Regions from separate parts of the Homo sapiens genome. Here region 2 is linked to region 1. A link is a contact called in ENCODE Hi-C or POLR2A ChIA-PET data. All regions are on one chromosome and are shown on one strand. The core of a region is the stretch at or near the end of the contact, and the rest is flanking DNA. Distances in the headings are between cores, read along the strand shown.

What was found. Hi-C counts contacts between places; a loop is a spot of excess contacts on that map. ChIA-PET counts read pairs that join two places held with the same protein, here RNA polymerase II (POLR2A). Pooled maps may share reads with other maps.
Region 2: a map of MCF 10A shows a loop between it and region 1 (4-fold over the local background). The contact joins two enhancer-like sites. A Hi-C loop is called at or near these places in 3 of 168 maps with a recorded cell type or tissue (MCF 10A, PC-9 and mammary epithelial cell) and 5 of 50 pooled maps. POLR2A ChIA-PET finds 5 or more read pairs at or near these places in 11 of 52 experiments (AG04450, Caco-2, H1 and 8 more).

The regions. Positions count from the first base shown.
Region 1 is chr10:95,263,498-95,269,130 of GRCh38, reverse strand. It overlaps PDLIM1 (PDZ and LIM domain 1), which reads left to right. Exons shown (of 7, transcript NM_020992.4): 3 at 269-353; 4 at 5,068-5,267. Among named protein-coding and RNA genes, the nearest start is that of PDLIM1, 25 kb to the left of the region's middle. RefSeq lists an enhancer at 4,046-4,821. Within about 2 kb of position 2,275, at least 7 of the 41 ENCODE cell types and tissues checked have a DNase peak (open chromatin) inside an H3K27ac peak, as active enhancers do.
Region 2 is chr10:95,306,658-95,312,290 of GRCh38, reverse strand. It overlaps SORBS1 (sorbin and SH3 domain containing 1), which reads left to right. Exons shown (of 33, transcript NM_001034954.3): 33 at 1-518. Among named protein-coding and RNA genes, the nearest start is that of PDLIM1, 18 kb to the right of the region's middle. RefSeq lists an enhancer at 1,961-2,140. Within about 2 kb of position 2,222, at least 2 of the 41 ENCODE cell types and tissues checked have a DNase peak (open chromatin) inside an H3K27ac peak, as active enhancers do.

The DNA.
Region 1 (5,633 bases), core at 1,026-3,525:
CTGCTGGTGTCAGCTACCCAGAGTGTGGTGAGGGAGGATGAAGTGCTTGGGAAGCCCCTTGGGGCTATGCTGGGGAGCCATCAGCCATGGATGTTATCAGATTGGGGTGTTTAAAAGATCAACCTGGTGGCAAATGGAAGGTAGAGCTGATGGGAGGGTGCTAGTTCAGTGCCTAGTCCAGGAAAGAGGGGGCATTTTTCCAGTTTGTCTTTGGTATATATTATTTATTTTACATGAGTGAAACAGCAGCTTTGTTAATCTGTTGCAGATCTGAACATAAAGTCTGGTCTCCTCTGGTGACGGAGGAAGGGAAGCGTCATCCATACAAGATGAATTTAGCCTCTGAACCCCAGGTAAGTTCTTGCTCATCGTTGCCGCTGCTCTCACCACCCAGCACTTTGCCGTTTCTGACACTGCTCAGCACATTCCTGTTTTTCCTGCCCTGGAGGCCTGGGGATAAGACCCTTCACTGTCTCTGCTGGTATCTGGCTCTTGTTCAGTTCTTCCCGTAAGGGAACTGCAGGAGGATAGGGCTGGAAAACCCCAGGGCAGTGACGCTGTGTCCTGGGCTGGAAGCAGGGGGTCGGAAGGCGATAAGGGAAGCCGGTGGAAGCCTTCCTGCGTGGGAAGGGTTGGCAGGATCACAGTGAAGTCAAGGAGCTATTCAGCTCGTTATGGATTTCAGCAACAAATGAATCATGACAGGGATGAAAATAAGTTTAGGTCTGGAGGCCTAGAGCCTAGAAGAAATCGGGGAATATGTAATAGGAAGCCCTGCTTCTCCCCACTGTATGCCCCTGTCTGGTTTCCATGAGCCATGGAGTGGAAATCTCTATTTTTGTTACAGTGAAACTTCTAGTGAGACTTTAAAATTACTAAAATAAAGCAGCAATTAATATAAAAAAAAGCAGTACATAGTGTACAATTTGTCACCCAGATAGAATTTCTCAGGACAGTAGACTGCCCTAAGATCCCATATTTGTGAATAAATCTCTCAGTAGTTGGATTATTGGATTGTAGGTGATTTTATTTCTTTCTGCCTTATGTGCCTCTTCTAAATAATCTACAAGGCATGGGTATTGTTTTTGAAATAAGGGACAAACTTAGAGATGTTTAGAACATCTTTTGTAAAATTCCTCACACCCAACATGCTACTTGTCTCAAAGTATGTGTCTGTTGGATACATTAATGAATTAGTAATGATAAACTAGGTATGTTGATAATGCCTTTTGAAAATTTTACACTGGTTTGTGATGGTTATGCATTTGACCCAAGTTGAAGATTTGAAATTTAACTTATTTTTCTAAATTTGGGATACTATTTAGTTTTTATGGTGAATTAAGATGTAATTAAAATACAATATATAGCTAGCTATCTTTTATACATAAAACAGAAACTTGTATGAAGTTGAACTCACTTGGTATATTAGTGTGTGTTAATTGGGTGGTTGGATATAAGTCATATTTTCTCAAATAGAATCCATTAAAATTTCAAAAACGAAGTCACATAAAATTTTTGCCATTAAGATAGTAAAAATAATTATTAAAAATCCCAAGAGTCATTTTAAGGATCATTTTGCATCATTTCAAAACTGATGTGAACATATTCTTCTATACAACTCCTCTCAGGAAAGTTCGTAAAATGGCACTTGGTCTATACACTGGCAGTTGTGCAAACTAATTTAAAACATGCCACAGTTAGTTTCAGTTTCCTTGGGAGTTCTCAGCTACTTCATTAAATTTACCATAAATGTTAAATTTTAATTGTTAAATTTTAATTTTTACATATTTTATAACACACAAGGAATGATTTCGTTTTAACTTGGTCTATCTGAAATCCTCATTTTCATGTAAATAAGGTAATTATGTAAATTTCAGTTATAGTTTTCATTTGTAGTATATTTGAATTTTCATTTTAAATCTGTAGTTACCTGTATTAATCTTTTGAAGGTAGTTCTCTTCAGATTACAAAAATTCTCAAATACTTTAAACCCTTGTATTTTTCTTGTGATTCTAGTAATGCTTTATTACTGTAAGAAAAACTTCTCACCCATCATTTTTCCAGTCTTTTACTTCCAGCCATTCTAAAGTAGAGGATAAATGAGTAAGAGCAGAGTTCATCTATAATAAAAAGATCTGTTGGTTCATGTAATGCCAACCAACACCCCAGCTTATCTGAGGTCAGCATAGTTACACACCTAGTTTGTACTTCCTCATTATTGAGTTTCCTTGGAGACTGATAAATACAAAGCCCAAACAATTACATCATCCCTTCTAAAAGGCAAGCCCTGAATCTGCCTGCTTTCTGGAAAGACCAGTCAGTATTCAGATGAGGGTAGAGATATTCCTTTTATGTACAAACCAGATGCATTCTTGAAAGATTCTTTAGAAAGTGAAATCATCCGAATTTTCAACCTGAATTTTCCATTGACTTCCATTCTAATTGGAAATGTGTTTCGGTGGAGGGAGAAGGGAACAGACCCTGGTTGAATATGTGCCACGAGCCAGGCACTGTACTTGACACTCTAGTAACTCACACAAATCCTTGTAAAGAAGGCTTTATCTTCTTCATTTTAAAGATGAAAAATGGGCTTAGAGGGGTATTCCTTGCCAAACAGGAAATTGCAGGGAAAAATTGAGCCAAGGCGGAAAAATAAAGACCCTTCCTTGGGGCTCTGCATCCTCTGCTGCTCCTAGGAATTGCCATGGTGATGGAGAGAAGAAGAAAGAATGACCATCCTGGCTGCGGCACATGTAGGCAAGGGTACCAGGCCACCCATCTGTAAATCTCTGTCTTCATGACCATAGCCTTTAATTACTATATATTATTTATTTGGGTAGCTGTGCCATAAAATTTACTTAACTACTCTTTGATAACTGCTGAAGTTTTGTGTTGTTTTTTATTTTTTGTTATTTATTTTTATTTTTTATTTGTGAGATGGAGTCTTGCTCTGTCACCCAGGCTGGAGTGCAATGGTGCAGTCTTGGCTCACTGCAACCTCTGCCTCCTGAGTTCAAGTGATTTTCTTGCCTCAGCCTCTGAGTAGCTGGGATTACAGGCAGGTGCCACCACGCCTAGCTAATTTTTATATTTTAGTAGAAACGAGGTTTCACCATGTTGGCCAGGCTGGTCTTGAATTCCTGAACTCAGGTGATCCTCTTGCGTTGGCTTTCCAAAGTGCTGCGATTACAGGAATGAGCCACCGTGCCTGGCCTGTTTTGTTTTTTTAGGGATGAGAGTCTAGCTCTGTCACCCAGGCTGATGTGCAGTGGCACGATATGGCACACTGCATCCTCCATCTCATGGGCTTACATGATCCTCCTGCCTCAGCCCTCTCAAGTAGCTGGGACTACAGGCTACTTGACTGTCTAACTTTTTTTTACGGATGGGGTCTTACTATGTTGCCCAGGCTGGTTTCGAACTCCTAGGCTCAAGCAATCCTCCTGATTTGGACTCCCAAAGTGTTGGGATTACAGGCGTGAGCCACTGCACCCAGCCAAAAGAGAAATCTTTTTTTTTTTTTTTTTTTTTTTTTTTGACAGAGTTCCACTCTCGTTGCCCAGGCTGGGGTGCAATGGTACAATCTCGGCTCACCGCAACCTCTGCCTCCTGGGTTCAAGAGATTCTCCTGCCTCAGCCTCCCGAGTAGCTGGGATTACAGGCATGCGCCACCATGTCTGGCTAATTTTTGTATTTTTAGTAGAGATGAGGTTTCTCCATGTTGGTCAGGCTGGTCTTGAACTCCGGACCTCAGGTGATCCGCCCGCCTCGGCCTCCCAAAGTGCTGGGATTACAGGCGTGAGCCACCACGCTCGGCCCAAAAGAGAAGTCTTAAACATAAAAATATTTTCAGGTTGTTTTCTTTTATTTTAAATTAGGTACTCAATAAAGCTTTTAGTTTTCATGATTTTTTTTTTTTAAGAAAGCATAAAAGACTTGAATATTTAACAAAAAAGGAGAGAAAAAAGGAAGTGCAACAGATGACAGGAACTCTTTTGGAGGCAGCTGTTCTGGGCCTGGGTGTTTTAAGAAAGAGACTAGAGTTCAGGAAGATTTTTCTGGAAAACACAGACACTAAGACACATTTTGAGTTCAGCTGGCTGCACAGAGCATGCATCACCTAGAAGCCATGGGTTGTCCAGACACCCATATAGAAAGGACCTTGCTGATTGGGCTATCAGAAAAGCTGTGATGCTGGCAGGAGGGAAAGAAAAAGTAGAAAAGCTGTAGTTTTAGAAAACAGGAATGTTAATTTCCAAAGTGGCTTTGCGGGTTTGTAAAGGAGCTCTGAGATGTTGTAGCTGTAGTAATTATTCACCTGACTCTTAACAAGTCTAGGGTGGGGGTGGAGGGAACTTTCTCAAATTACAGAAAGAGGGGAATGAGAACACAAGGAACTCAAAAGTCCTTTTCTGCAGCTCTGCTGGGTACCGCCCCTGTAACAGGTATCCCCGACCTTCTATCTGATTAGCCTTGTCTTTCTCCCAGAAGAAACAATAGATCCTTAATTTCCTTTACCCTTGCTCTGCAGGAGACTGAGACCATCTCTGCCTAGTCAGCAGCTGCTTCCCCTGTGACACCACACCCTCTTACCTTGCTTGTCTAACTTGCTCACTTATGGAGAATTTATCTCCACCTTTTATCATCTCCTGCTTTTGCACTGACCAAAGTGACTGCATATTTCTCTTCACCTAGTGCTTTAATCTCTTTGGTATGTGCCCTGAAAGCGTGTTTTAGCTCTGACTTGAATCTTACAGCCCAAAGCATCAAGGGCTGTCCTGCCCGAGGGTGCCTTAGAGGGCAGGCTTTGCTGGGCCTCAAGGAAGAATCAGAAGGTAGAGATGATTCAGGGGGTGTGAACTCGCACAGGTGCCCATTGTGGGAAACTTCCCCAGTCATTGCCCGTGTGTCTCAGTGGGTGTGTCAGTGTCCCTCAGCTAAAGTTTGGGTTGAACTAGGGCCATCTTAGCAGCTGGAACACCTCTCCCTGGCGCTCAGCCTGCACTGCCCATCAAGGGGTTTGCATTGGATGCCCCCCTTGATTTCTCCTCTGATCCCTGCCTGCAGGAGGTCCTGCACATAGGAAGCGCCCACAACCGAAGTGCCATGCCCTTTACCGCCTCGCCTGCCTCCAGCACTACTGCCAGGGTCATCACAAACCAGTACAACAACCCAGCTGGCCTCTACTCTTCTGAAAATATCTCCAACTTCAACAATGCCCTGGAGTCAAAGACTGCTGCCAGCGGGGTGGAGGCGAACAGCAGACCGTAAGTAGCCCAGGAGTCCTCCTCTGAGCCGCTCCTGGGAGGGGCTTTTCACATCAGGACCAGGGCTGCCCAGGCAGGTGCAAGAGCCACTACTCCAGGGAGAAAAATGACTACATTAGCAGAACACTTCTGTGTTCATTTTCTTCATCTACACAAAGGGGACAATACCTCCTGCTTTATAGGGTGTCTGTAAAAGTAAGAATTAATACGTAAAATGCCCAGCATTGTGTTAAGCACAAACAAATCACTTAATCCTCCAGAACTGTTTTTATTTGTGTTTTGATTTCTGTGGTCATCATCTTCTAATTGAACATAGTCCTTCCTTGACAGGCCTGCTGCTTCCCGAGAAATTCTTCAGTATTATTA
Region 2 (5,633 bases), core at 973-3,472, 43 kb before region 1:
AAAATAATTTTAAAAATTTGAATGGAAGGGGGTAAAGGAAGTCATGAAGTTTTTTTGCATTTTTATTTAAATGAAGGAATTCCAAATAACTCACCTACAGATTTTTAGCACAAAAATAGCCATTGTAAAGTGTTAAAATTTACGATAAGTATTCTATTGGGGAGGAAAGGTAACTCTGATCTCAGTTACAGTTTTTTTTTCCTTTTTAATTTCATTATTTTGGGTTTTTGGTTTTTGCAGTCCTATTTATCTGCAGTCGTATTAAGTCCTATTGCTAGAATAGGTTACTACAAAAAAGGTTATATTCTGAAAGAAAAATAACTGACATTATATATAACCAATTAATTTAAAGTATTGCCATTTAAATTACACACTGAGAGCATGTCCTATGCAGACATAGATTTTTCTGTTCATTTATTTTTCTTCATTGCAGTGGATTGATTTGATAAATAGATGTGTTGAATTACTACATTTGCTGTACATATTATTTAATAAACTTTATTCAGAATTGCGTGGCATATGTTTGTTCTGGTCATTCATTGTTTCTTTCCTCCCTTTGCCAAGCTTCTCAAATGAAGCTTAAATTCACTGCTTCAATTTCTTATACCCTCCTTTCCATCCTTAATCATTTACCATCTGCCTTCTGCCGCCTCCTTGAAGACACCACTTCTTACCTTACTTTTTTCTCAATAACCTAACTCCTGACCCTCTGAATTAATTGATTACTGTTGACCATTTTGCCATTATTTCTAAAATATGTTCGTATTTGTTCTGATAACAAAAGTGATGCACAAATGTCTTTAAAAACAAAAGTAAAACATTATAAAATATGTATAATGGGTCTAGATTTGCTTTATAAAACATGGGTATGGGAAATGACATAGCACTTTGTTTTTCTAAATCAAATTAATCTGGCTATGAGTCCTCTCTTGGTATGGGTGGGCGAAAATGCAATCTGTCCTTTTTCTCCTCCAAACCAAATGTGTTAAGGCACTAGGCATGCAGTCTCCCCTGGCATCCCGTGGCTACAACTACTGCCATCTTAGTCTGGGATGGGGTCTGCTGCACACAAGGCATGGATCTGTCCCCTAATAGGAAAGCTCACGCCTCTACCCTCTCCCCCTGGGTTCTGTCCTCCACCTCCAACTCAAAGCACCAGTTTGCAGTGCTGCCTCTGGGGTAACTCAGTGTACTTGGGCCTCCCCTGGGAGAGGGGCCTAACAGTCTCTTGTTTCAAGGGTCTGACAGTCCTTAACACTAGGTCCTGAATCACAGGCCCTATGAACCCTTGTCTCCAACAAATCCATCAGCTTACCTCCTAACTACATTTAGAACCCAGCCATTTCTACCATCGTAGCCCAAGCCATTTTCTCTCACCTGGATCATCGCAATAACTGTCTAACTGGCCTCCCTGCTTCTGCTATTGCCCCTCTAGTCTAGACAGAGCAACCACAGTGATCATCTTAACGTTGGTCCAAAACCCTCTAGTGGCTTCTCATCTCGCTAATGTGGTACAATGGCAAGTCCATAGACATACTGCTCCTCCCCTCCCCCTAACCCCTGAATTCATCTCCTTCATTCCAGCCACACAGCCCTCTTTATGGCCTCAGACTCATTAAGCACATTTGAGGTTCAGGGTCTTCATGTTTGCAATCCCCTGTGCCTGGAAGGCCCTTTCCCCAAGAGCTGCATGGTTTTCTTCCTCCTTTAGGTCTTCCTGTTGTCTTCTCAATGAGGCTTTTCGTGACTACTTTACATACATCTAGGAACCTATTGTCCCCACCCCCTGCATTCCATCCCCCTCTTCCTCCTCTGTTTCTCCATAACACTTATCACCATCTGAAATTTGTCTCCACAAGCAATCCTGTAAAATCCATGGGGTTAGTGACTCTGTTTTGCTAATATATGCCTGGCACCAAGAAGAGAGTCTAATGTGGCACTCAATCCTTTGTTTATCAAATAAACAGATAAATAAGCCCTTGAGGCCAGAGATCCTAGAACTCAGAATATGTTCTACCAACAATGAAAGAAGGGAAACCATTTTCTTACAGTGGCAGAAACAATGAATTAATCTTTCAAATTATGCTGGTTTCATACAAACATAGAAAGTGAAAGTTCTCCATAATAACACTCCTCACAGAGATCACTCCTATATATGGTCCTCCCAGCTTGCTTTTCTACACATACTAAACACACACGTCTCTAAAATGCTTTATGTAGTCTCATACACTTTTACTTTCCTTTAGTAGAACTTGGACATGTTTCCATAACTTACTTAACCCATCCTCTATTGATGATGCAGGTATTTAAGGTTATTGCCAGCTTTTTACAACAACAATGCTGCTTTGAGTAAAATTATTGGCTTAAAGAGCAGGAACATTTCAAACCTTAAGAGATTTCCAAATTGACTTCCCAAAAATTCCAATTATACTCCCACCAAGTCCATGGAAGTGTGTTTCCCACCACCCAATTAAAACTACTACATTGTCCGCTTCCATGAATTGGGGCTCCTTGGTTCACCCGCTTTTGACTGGCCAACCCCTTCTTCATCCTCTTTCTAGATCTTCACTGCATCCTCAGCCCTCTGTTATTTTATCTCAATACATGCTCCTGCGGAGAGCAGATCTCTCCCAATATAATTACGGCCCAAAGAGTCAATTGTGGGAGGGCCCTTTCAATGATTAAATGGTAGAAGCTTAGGCCGGGCGCAGTGGCTCACGCCTGTAATCCCAACACTGTGGGAGGCCGAGGTGGACGGATCACCTGAGGAGAGGAGTTTGAGACCAGCCTGACCAATATGGTGAAACCCCATCTCTACTAAAAATACAAAAATTAGTCAGGCGTGGTGGCGTGTGCCTGTAATCTCAGCTACTCAGGAGGCTGAGGCAGGAAAATCGCTGGAACCCGGGAGGCAAAGATTGCAGTGAGCCGAGATCGTGCCACTGCACTCCATCTCACAAAAAAACAAAAACAAAACAAAACCTAACACTACTGCATTGGCTGAGACATACCAAAGGGCGTTAGAACTAGTCTCAGTCAGGAGTTAATCCAGAGACTCAAACTTTCTCATCAGTATTTGTCTTATTCTTGGCGTTTTGTTTGGCTACATTTTCACCTACTGAATGCAGCAGTGGGAAACATGGCTGCAAGCTGCTCCAGCCTCCTTCCAGCTCTCTGACTCCAAATTCTCAAGGCAAAAGGACCTTCCTATTTGGCTTTCCCTGAAAACAACTCCAGATGCTGGCAGGCCCAGCCTGGATATTTACTCTTCCCTAGACTAATCACTTTGACTAAAGAGGCAACTTTACTTGTAAAAACCTTTGTGGCTTTTGGCCAGGCATGGTGACTCACGCCTGTAATTCCAGCACTCTGGGAGGCCGAGGTGGGTGAATTGGCAGCTCAACCAAAACCTCAAAGAATGAGGGAGAGGAGTGGCTGGGCGAAGGGGTGTCTGCTCTAAGAAGGGGAAAAGGAAACTGGACAGATAACAGCTCAATGGTCCACTGGACTTGGAGAGTTATTGTAACACACTTTGAAAATGGAACACTATTGTCCTGTCCCAGTATAAACTTCAGTGTAGTTGAAAGCAGGCTATGTGCTGAAGTTTTGCTAGCCAAGGTCTTGACAAGAATACAGTGGGAGGAGAAGTCCCAGAGGAGGGGGCCAATGCGACCAGGGGGGCACAGCACAACCGTATCTCATGCTAAAAATATCAGACTCTAATGGAAGGGAACAAAGTTGATGTCTCAGAAGTCACAGAGGATGTTTGGATGAGTTGTACGTGGGAGTATTTTTCCAAGTCTTAGCACATAGAAACCACATCTGTCTCAGGAACACTTAACCAGGTCTTTTAGGACAAATCAAAGAACTTATCACTTGATACAGGTAATTTTTGGAACAAATTAGCCAACAAAGTGGTTCAGATTGAAAATATTATAGAACATTTAAGATAAATCCATAGATGCAAAAATCCATAATGAGAAGCTCTGAATGACCGTGTGACACTATGAAGTCTGTCCCGGAGGACAACTGCACTGGTCTTCCAGGACCCTCACTCTAGCCTTGTCAGGGGCAAAATATTGAGTAGATTAAGAGTCTCTCTACCTTTAGGGTTTACTTGTTTTTCAAGTAATATCTGACAAACAGACGAATCTGCAAAAGGGAGATCAAATCATCTTCAATAGTAGCATAATGTAAATCGATGATCTCAAAGCTTGGTTCATGGTCACTTTGGAATCTCCAAGCCCTTTCAGGAGATTCATAATGTCAGAACTATTTTCAAATGATGTGAAGCTGCTTGTGGTAGTCAGCGTCCAAAGATGCCTCCAGTCACCCTCACCTCTTGGTATTCAGGCTCTTGTGTGATCCCCTTCCCCATTCTATGAGGGTTGGTCTGTGTGATCAATAGAATGTTGCAGAAAAGTGACAGCATATCACTTCCAAGGTTAGGTTGTAAAATCCTTTATGGCTTTTGGCCAGACATGGTGACTCATGTCTGTAATCCCAGCACTCTGGGAGGCCGAGGTGGGTGGATCACCCGAGGTCAGGAGTTCGAGACCAGCCTGGCCAATGTGGTGAAACCCTGTCTCTACTAAAAATACAAAAATTAGCCGGGCATGGTGGTGGGTGCCTGTAATCCCAGCTACTCGGGAGGCTGAGGCACAAGAATCGCTTGAACCTGGAGGCAGAGGTTGCAGTGAGCCGAGATTGTGCCACTGTGTTCTAGCCTGGGTGACAGAGTGAGACTCCATCTCAGAAAAAAAGAAAAAAAGAAAAACCTTTGTGGCTTTTGTCTCATGCTTGGATCACTCACTTGAGGAGGAGTGGACTACAGTTTAGAACTTCTAAGTTCTGGTATTTTGTTGTGTTGGATACATGCACTAATTCCTGAAAAAAGGAGAAGTATTGGAAAGAACAATGGGCTGGCAGTCTGAAGACCTGAGTTCAAATGCCTCTTAGGCTTACATACATTGTGAGACCTCAGAAATGCCACATAGGCTGTCTTGAGTTTTTTCATCTAGGAGGGAAAGATGCCTGGACCAAAGTGAGATCCTTCTAGGAAGGAGGAAGAAAAAGGATGTTTGGAAGGCAATCTGCAATGTCCACATTGGAGCTCCCCAGTCATTCTATTGCCTACTGTATACCAGCACTTTCCATGTGTTATCTTTTAATAGCACCTCGGTGAGGAAGGTATTCTTATCTCCACTGACAGGTGAGGGAACTGAGACTCAAAGGAGTTCAGCCCCAGGGTATATGTGCAAGTACATGGCTTCAGTCTGACTCCAAAGCCAGGGTCCTTTCCATTGATCACACTCTACTGCCTGCAAGGCACAGAGCTGGGACAAGACTGTGGACCAGTATACCTCTGGATCACCTAAAGCTTACCAAAAGACTATAACATCTTCAAAAGCAACCTCATTGAATAATAGTGATAACCATTAGATGAGCACCTACTACGTGCTTGAACATTGAAAGTTGCATTAAAGGTCTATGTCCCTCCTTGGTCAGTCTTCTGCCAGAGCCGAGACAGCAGCAATGGCATAGAAGAAATCTGCCAATTTCATGTCATCTTATTCTCCAGCACTCACAAACCTCTCAGAAGTGTGGTCCGGCCTCGAACCTGTATTGCCTGA